Linked DNA regions of Mus musculus: region 2 is linked to region 1. A link is a contact called in ENCODE Hi-C or POLR2A ChIA-PET data. All regions are on one chromosome and are shown on one strand. The core of a region is the stretch at or near the end of the contact, and the rest is flanking DNA. Distances in the headings are between cores, read along the strand shown. Region 1 holds the start of Exoc1 (exocyst complex component 1). Region 2 holds the start of Tmem165 (transmembrane protein 165).

What was found. Hi-C counts contacts between places; a loop is a spot of excess contacts on that map. ChIA-PET counts read pairs that join two places held with the same protein, here RNA polymerase II (POLR2A).
Region 2: a loop to region 1 is called in a map of T-helper 17 cell, with 2.7 times the contacts of the local background. The contact joins the promoter of Tmem165 here to the promoter of Exoc1 in region 1. A Hi-C loop is called at or near these places in 1 of 37 maps with a recorded cell type or tissue (T-helper 17 cell). POLR2A ChIA-PET finds 5 or more read pairs at or near these places in 1 of 5 experiments (Patski).

What each region holds. Positions count from the first base shown.
Region 1 is chr5:76,527,105-76,531,476 of GRCm38, reverse strand. Exoc1 (exocyst complex component 1) reads right to left here and starts at 2,166. Exons shown (of 19, transcript NM_001289770.1): 1 at 2,015-2,166.
Region 2 is chr5:76,181,736-76,186,107 of GRCm38, reverse strand. Tmem165 (transmembrane protein 165) reads right to left here and starts at 2,228. Exons shown (of 6, transcript NM_011626.2): 1 at 1,756-2,228. The coding sequence starts at 1,962.

The DNA of each region.
Region 1 (4,372 bases), core at 917-3,416:
CAGCCAGTACAATGCCCCTTAATATGTCCTAGGGCCCGGATGTGACATTAAAGCTCTACTCCATCTTACGCTATGGAAACTGTCTCTGGGCTTTGTTCACTGTTTCCCTTTTTCTCAAATTCTTGTCACTGCAAATTCCAACTTGCCCTCAAGGATTCTGATAACACACTGCCTCTTCTTTGAAGCCTTCTCTCCTAGAAAAACTCCTCTTCTGTCCCCATCTTACCTCTGCTGACTACAGCTCTTCCAACCTGTGTTTTATAGCTAGCGCCGTCTAGCCTCTACTACTCCGAAAAGTAGTTCTCTGTTGGCAAGAACCTTATCTTATCCATCTTTATATTCCTAGCATTTGCCGAGAGGCACACAGTGCACACTCAGTAAACATTTTAGGGAATACTGTCCCACTCAATAACAGACCAGGGATCGCTCCCTCAGAGTTACCTCTTTCCAACTTTCGCATCTGTAAGAGAATACCCAGATTCAAACTCTACTGTAATTGATTGCTTCCTCCATGCCAACGTGAAATCTGTGAGCATATCCTGTAACTTCTTCATCTACATATCCTATCCCTCTCCCCCACAACTTGCTGCCAACACAGCCACCAAGACTTACTGCCTTTAAGTAATAGCACCCGTTATCTCTTTCTTTTTTCTTTAGGCTTCTACAAGTTCCCTGAAAAACTAGTAAATAACTTTAAAGCAGTTCTCATTCTACCACACACCTGGTCAACAGCAACCCAGCTTTCTCAAGACATGCCTTGCACTCAGAACACTCTGTTCTTTCTTTGCTTAAGCACTTTCCCATGCAGGGCATACCACTATCTTTTCCTTATTCAAACCTACATTTCTCCATTTGTATTTAGTTGACTCAATGAAAGTCTCAATCCACACGGCTCTTTTCATGTAAATGTATAGAGCCCTTACTGTATTTACGAGGCAAATGCTTGCTATCTAATGGGGACATGAGTGTCATCTCCTAGATCTCCACAGCCATCTCTTGAGTAGTAGGAGGAGGAGGGGTGCTCTATCACAGGTTTGTGTGTTGGGTACTCACTAACAAGCTCTTGGCGTAACCTGCTTGATTGCAATAGTAAAAGCTGGCCAAAAGAACCATTAGCAATGGCCAATATTCACCATAGTACATGGTAAACGGTAAAAACAGCAGAGGGCTGGTCATAACTCATGAAGGAATTAGACATAAGCATTGCTACTATATTGCTATATTATATTGCTAATATAAATATTGCTATTCACTAAGTGCCAGGCAGCACTCTGGGGTATAATGGAGAATCTTTAAGACATGAACGGGTTGACGTAGCATTGTGATAGTCAGTCTTCTTTGGATCTAGAGATGAATTCTCCAGTGTTTATACTGAACTTTACATTATGCCAGTATTATTAATAGTGGCCTTCACAACTATTTCCCAGGTCTAAAAACCACGCCCATATTCTGGGTTCTCTTTAGATCTTCGCCTTCTAAAACCTCAAGGCTGCCCGTTACAGAGGCAGCTAACCTCGGTTCATTGTGTACATACATACTTCCTTCAGCTTAATAGGGCCATCGTTACACTGTGTGTCCATGCTAGTGCCTTAGTGGGTTGGGCCCATGTACTGCAGTGACATCTCAACTCGGAGACATGTCATCCAGAAAAAAAAACTGTTCAGAGGCTGGGCAATGCACTTAGAAGATTTATAAGGACATGTTATATTGATTCGGACCAGCAGAAGCCCAGGTCACGTCTTTCTCTTCCAGGCCACGCTAGTAGGACAAAAATGAAATCTGTCCCGGATGGGCGGAACTGTGGACAGAGACTTGGCTGCCTCCCGGCTCCGCCTTTTCCCAGAGCCCCGGACAGCACCGGCTAAGGAAGGACGCAGCCCGGGTTCTGCAGCCCCGAAGTGGAGCAGGGTGGGTGGGCCGGGTCACTGGGGAGTGGCCGACCCGGCGCGGATGCAACACTGCCTCCACTTAGGCTACCACCTCCAAGACCGCAGGTCCCCGGCCGGAAGCTTACCGCGAGGCCAGCCGGCCGGCCGAGGTTGGTGCTCCAAGACGGACTCAGGAAGGGCGCCGGCAGCAATAGCAGCTTTGAAGCACTTTTCATTGAACAGGGAAAAGCAGCGGCCAGAACCCGCCACTTCCCGTATCCGGTCACGTGTCTCTCTGCACCGGAAGTTGACCCTGTGGAGCCGGAAATGGAGACAGTAGAGGAAAAACAGATTGGCCAATGGACTTGGAGGAGGCGGAACAGCGCTTTGATGGATGGGGCAGAGGCGGACTGTGGGCGTGGAAAAGACAGGGGCGGGGCTTGCAAGCACATAGGCCAGTGATTCTCAACCTGCGGGTCAAACGACCCCTTCCTTCATAGTGGTCATATAGCAGATATCCAATATATCAGATATTTGCATTACAATTGATAACAGTAGCAAAATTACAGTTTTAAAGTAGAAATTAAATAATTTAATAGTTGGGACCCACTGCAACATGAGGAAAGGTATTAAAAGGTTGCAGCATTAGGAATGTTGAGAACTGTTAGCATAGGCTGATTTGAGGAGTTGATAATGGTGATGTTTCCTTTTTGTAGACGTACCCATTCTAATATTTGTAGCAACTCATTTGAGAGCGCATTAAATGTTCTCTCCTGTGCATATGTAAAACCCTGCTAACTAGATTCTTGGAAGAACTTTAGTGAGTTAAGTCAGATTCTCTGGGATAGATGTCACTAGTACCCTTAAGTTCTGGACACTTAATTCCCATAAACAGCTTTGGTCATTTACCCACTTCATACTCTACCCTGACTGCACAGACCTTCTTCTTGGGTGTTTTTTTAGAAACTTCACCCATGCCACCTCACATCAGATACTGAAATAGAATCTTTGTTTTAAAGGTGATGCTTGCTTGTTTCAGTGTGAGAAACATAAATGATGCCGAGAGTTCGAGCTATAAGACAAGTGATTCATTTAGGCCGCATCCCTGGCAGGGATTGAGTGCTGCAAATTTTGATTTCCAGGTTAAAAAATAAAAATTAAAAAAAGCCATTCAATTTTTTTATACTGAAGGAGTTCGCAATGAGGTAGGACTAGAAAAGGTGATTGCGAAGTTAGGATAACATACTCTACCAGGATGGTTTTCTTTCTTCTTTTTTTCTTTGCTGTTTTTTTTCCATTTATTTATTTACTTTGCATGTGGATCTTAGCCTACCCCTCCTTCCAATTCTCACCCTCCTTCCCAGCCTCTCCCTCATTCTCTGCTTCCCTTCTCTTCTGAGAAGGGGTGGGGTGGAGACCTTCTTGGATACCAACCCACCCTGTGACATCAAGTCACTGCAGGACTAGGCACATAGGATGAATTTTTTGTTGTTGTTGTTGTTTTGTTTTTCGAGACAGGGTTTCTCTGTGTAGCCCTGGCTGTCCTGGAGCTCACTTTGTAGACCAAGCTGGCCTCGAACTCAGAAATCCACCTGCCTCTTCCTCCCAAGTGCTGGGATTAAAGGTGTGCACCACCACCGCTCGGCATGAATTTCTTAAGAATATGACAGATGAGCTGTGCACAGTATTTGCACCGTTTATCTTAAGATAAAATTTTGGGAGACCTAGGAGAAATAATGAATAGGGACATGTTTGTTGCTACAATGATCAGCTTCTAGTCGGGGTTACTTGAGATGACTCTCACAGGATCTAGTTCTATATATTTGGATAGACTTCCCTGGTGTTTCCTCCTGAGCTCCAGAATGTTTGCCTTGGACATCTTAGCTGACAATTCCATTTGGGTGTTTTTGTTGTCATTTGGTCTTCCATTTTGTTCTTCCCCCCAACCCCCTGTACCTATGTTACAGCTCTCCTCACAGTTGAGAAGTGAGTGGTATTCCAGAAGGCTAGACTCTTCTGAACTCCTGAACTCCAGATTTTTGTATCCACTTCTCTGCCTCTGATATTTCTGTTTGGATAACTGAACAGCAATAATAATAATGATTATATAATATTTATATTAAATTATATTATATCTATACTCATCTGCTCATGCCCTCAGTTGGGTTTTAAATCTCTACACACATCACTTCAAAATGATGCCCAGACATGATGGCGATGGGCTAAACCTCTCAACCTGTAAGCAAGTTCCAGCTAAATGTCTTCCTTTATGAGAGTTGCTGTGGTCACGGTGTCTCTTCCCAGCAATGGGACACTGAGTGATCCAGGAGTGTCCGTGGATTCTGTAGTTCTGCCTTCAGCCTGAGGGTGCTGAGAAAGGATTTGTAGATTGGAGTAATGATGATTGGTGATGCTATAGTGTTGATGATTGTGGATATTGGCTGAATTAATGAGAGATAAAAACATCTTACTTCAGGCCACTTCTTCCTTTATATAAAATTGAA
Region 2 (4,372 bases), core at 979-3,478, 350 kb after region 1:
CCAAGTCAGAAGCAAGAGTGTAAAAATAGATAAACATAAAAACCCTCAAAAGAGGAGTGGGCTGGGCATCACGAGAAAAGGCTTACATCAATGTGTTAGCCATCAACACTAAACCCATTACAACAAATGGCTAGCAGGGGGGTGGGTTTTCAAGCAAACTCAAGGACTGCAGACAGCACCTGGCAGGGTGAGAAGCAGGGATCTGGTTTCCAGCTCTGGGTCTGCCAAGAATCAGGTTTTCCGAACCACCACTCTTCTCAGACCTGCACTGCCCCATCCACAAGCAGGAAATGTCACCTGCTCTGCCCGCTTAACAGCTCTCACTAAATCTTACCGTCACTATAACTAAATCTCCTAACAGGTGCTGACTGACCTGACCTCTTCCTGAGTACTTCCAGTAAGGAGAATTTTTCCTTAGTTCTCCTCAAGACCATTGCTACATTCGGGACAGGTGATTCTTAGAAAGTACTTGCTGTGTAAAACCAAACTCAGAATCACAGAAATTCCCATCTCCTGATACTACATAGAAAAACAAAATACTGGAAAGGCCAAAGGGTAACATGAACTGTGAAGAAAGGAAAGCGCCCAGGACTCAGGGAGTGCTCTTCTAACCAGGGCATCCTGGGAAGGGCTCCGGAAGGTTCTGCTGGCTCTTGAAGATGGGAAGGGTCCTGAACCACAGGCCCCATGCCTGGATTCTGTTCTAAGGTCTTTGCTCAGGGGAAAATGGCAGTGAGCAGAGGTCAGGTTTCAGTTCTGGAAGCCACTGGTTTAGAACACAGCGAGGCAGTGGTGGGTCCCTAAAAGACCTGGGGTTTAGCTGGAACGGCATGGTGATGGGAAAATGAATATCTATCCTGCGGTCACCCTGATCTGTACTCAAGTCAGGACAGCCATTCTCTTGGAGGGCAGATAAAGACAGAAGTAGGAAAGGGAATGCCAAAATGGACCCTACTAAGAGACTAAAAAAACTCCAGAATGTAGGAGTCAAAATTGGAAATAGAGAGTCCAACTCAGAGGAAAGTAACATAGAAAGGAGAAATTCTACGAACATAGATTAAAAGGTTAATTTCTATCTATCTGGTAATGGTTAAAGAAACTTATGAGGCTCTAGTTTACCTATAAATGGAGTTTTGGAATCCCTCACTATAGAGCGCTCTACCTTTGGGCACAAGTCTCTGCATTCAAGGGCAACTTCCTTCATGCCAAAACACGTTTTTTTGTTTTTTTTTTTTTTTTAAGGGAGGGTGGCAACGCATAATCTCTAGACACTGTATCTGGCAAGAACCACAGGGTGTGCCGAGCTGAATTCGGGTGAGCATCTCTGGTTGGGTTGCTTCAACAATGGCTGATACTTCCAACAATGTGATGCTACTTCGAGAGAGACAAGTCTCCCAGCGGCTCTGTACTAAAAACTTTCTACTTGGGATGATGATTTCCAGTCTTTTCAGTATGGCCCATGTGATCAGCAGAAGGCAGAATCCAGAGCAAGCCTGTCGGTACCAGGGATCTAGAGGACCTCTGGGGAGCCCCGGTTGGGGCCCTCACTTTCCCTTCCCCCAAGCAGCCAGGCCAGGCCAGGCCGCGCCTAAGAAAGCCGTCTTGTCACCCTCCTCCCAGCGAGCGGAGCAGGGGCCGGCTCCCCTCCCCCAGCCTCTTCGGAAAGAGGGCGGCGCCGCCAGCGCGGGAGCCTGGTACCCGACTGCGGGCTCCGCGGCCTCAGCCCGCCCCATCCCCACCAGCCCGGGCTCTCACCTCGGCCCGGGCCGGCTCGAGGCCCTGCACCGCCGCGGGCTGCGGCTGCAGCTGCTGGGCGGGCGCCGGCGGCTCCTGGTTCCGATGGCTCAGGTCTTCCTCCGGGCCGGCGCGGACCCCGGCCGGGGCCCAGAGCAACTGAAGCAGCAAGAGCACGAGCAGCCTTCGCGTCGGCGCCCGGCCGCTCCCCCGGGCCGCGGCCGCCATCCCGCCCGCCCAGCCGGCACCGCGCTGCGGCAGGAAGAAGTGCAGGCGAAGGGAAGCGTCGAGCCCGGCGTGCCGGCAGGCGCCTCCGTCAGGCCTGGCTGCCGCTCAGGGGGCAGCCCTGCAGCACGCGGGACGCGGGGACCGGACCGGGACGGACCGGCGGCGGGAGCTCCGGAGCAGCTGGGCAGCAGAAGCCACACACTCCTCCAACTGCCTCCGCGGCCCAACTCCTCCGGCCCGCCCCCTGGCCAACACGACCTCCCATTGGCCCGACGTCAGCCCGGCGTCGTGACGTTTCCGGCAGGTTGAGGTGCGGCTCGCTCACTGGTCCTATTGGACCCGGCGCGCCGGGCCAGGTAGCTGGAGCTGCTTGATGGACTCTCCCTGCGTCCTCTCGGGTCCCACCAGAGACCCCCTTATTGGCCCTGGAGAGGTCAGGCTGCCAGGCTCCTACCAGTACTTCCTCAAGAGCCTTAGGTCTTTAAGGCCTAAGCCGCCGCCACCTCCACTTCTATTAAATGTCAAGTGAGTCCCAGCCCCGCTACCTACGTGGCAGGAACTGCCACACCTTTAAGTTACGATCCACCCACCCTCACCACGTCCCTGGACCGCCTACACAGAATGTTCTTTGGGGGTCCATATGCTGGGGTTTTTTGAAGGTTCTGAAGTAAGATTCGGAAGTAAAAGATGAGAACGTCCAAGCTTGATTTTAAAACATTGTTGAATAGCCGCAGACCAAAAGTCATCACTGCCCTGGCTCAGGATGCCTTATCCTGAAATAGGATATCCTGAAAAGGTTTGGAGTTGAGTGGTTAGGGTTTCTGTGGGATGGAGGCCTTGAGTAGGCAAAAGTAGAAGACAGGAAAGAATGGTTAGTTAGGCGTTAGACTAGGGCTGGATTTTTTTTTTTTTTTCTAAAGAAAAGCTGAGATACCGTACGCGCGCGCGCACACACACACACACACACACACACACACACCACAAATTGCTAACCATGTGCCAGGCACTAATCTAAATCCTACTCCTGTTTCACAAGCCATTCTTGCAACCTCTCCTTAGCCTACTCAGCATTGCTCCTTACAGAACCCTTCAAGCTATAGCTTATTTATGCTCCCAGTATTGTGAGATAACCAAGATGCTTCCTACACATAGTTTGGGGTGCAGTTGTTGTACCTCCAAGTTCATTCCTGGAGTGTAAATGTCCTGAGCCCTCAGAATACAACATGACAGGGATCAGAAGTCTAGACTCCTTCAGCCACCTCCTTTTTCTGCAAAGATTTGCCTTGCTCAAAAGGGCCTGCAGAGGAGATAGGAGTGTCAAGTGGAGAGAATAAAAGAAGCAGCCCAGTAGATGGAGGCAGAAGAGTTAGGTGTCACGGATCCTTGAGTTCTGCTAGGGACCAGGTTTATTATTTTTTTTCCTGGCGTTCTCTAGTCTATGATCATCTCAGAGAAAGGCCTCCTGGCTAAATTCTAGTTACCCCACATAAAGCAAAGAAAAAGCAAATGGCTCAAGGGCTACAGCTGCAGGAGACTGAGATGCTGATTGCAATGTTCCAGTGGCTCTGGAGCAAGACAGGAAATCTGTTCAACAGAAGATGTTAGGCAATGGGGCTCTAAAGCTCTGTCCCCAGAAGGGAGCTGGCATGGCAGTGTTACAGGAGCAGAGTCTGAAGAGAGTGTGGTTTTCGCAGCGCCTCCATGTTGCCCACCTCCCTGGCCTCACTGGGGCTCTGCCAAGTGAACTCCAGGCATCAGATTCCAAAGTGAGTAACTCTTTGTGTTCCACACAGGGCTCCATCTCCTGAGGCTGTGCTTGGCTCCAAATCAAAGCTAGAGCTAGCTTTAACTTAGACCTCGAGGACTCGGAACCTTTATCCTTCTAGTCTTGAATAGTGACAAGCTCTCTTTGAAAAAGAAAAAAATCAAACAAAACCAAAAGGAAAAAAAATAGGTTAAATTTCTTTTTAATTGTGTGTTTTGAAGTGCCCAGGAGTGACTTTAGACCTTGTGCCTATCAGGAAAGTTCTCTGCTACTGGGCTACGGCTACAGCCCTATTGGCATCCTTTGTTGAAAAACAACAGAAGCTGTTTACATGATCCATAACTACTAAGGGTCTAGGAGACCTAGAAATTCCAATTAAGCTTTCTGGCATTGTCCTACGTAAACAAGTGTCACTGAAGTATAAGCACTAGCAATCATCTTACAGTAAGAACTACTACTGCATGGGTATTGCAGTGTGTGTGTGGTATGTGGGCTGGGGATGAAACCAAGGACTAAGTATGTGCTAAGCAGAAATTCTGTCACAGGGCCACCCCTATCAACCTTTTAAGGTGTTTTTTTTTTATACCTGTATTGTGTTTATTTCCCATTAGTGTAACAAAGACCAGAGATAACTTATAAAGGATC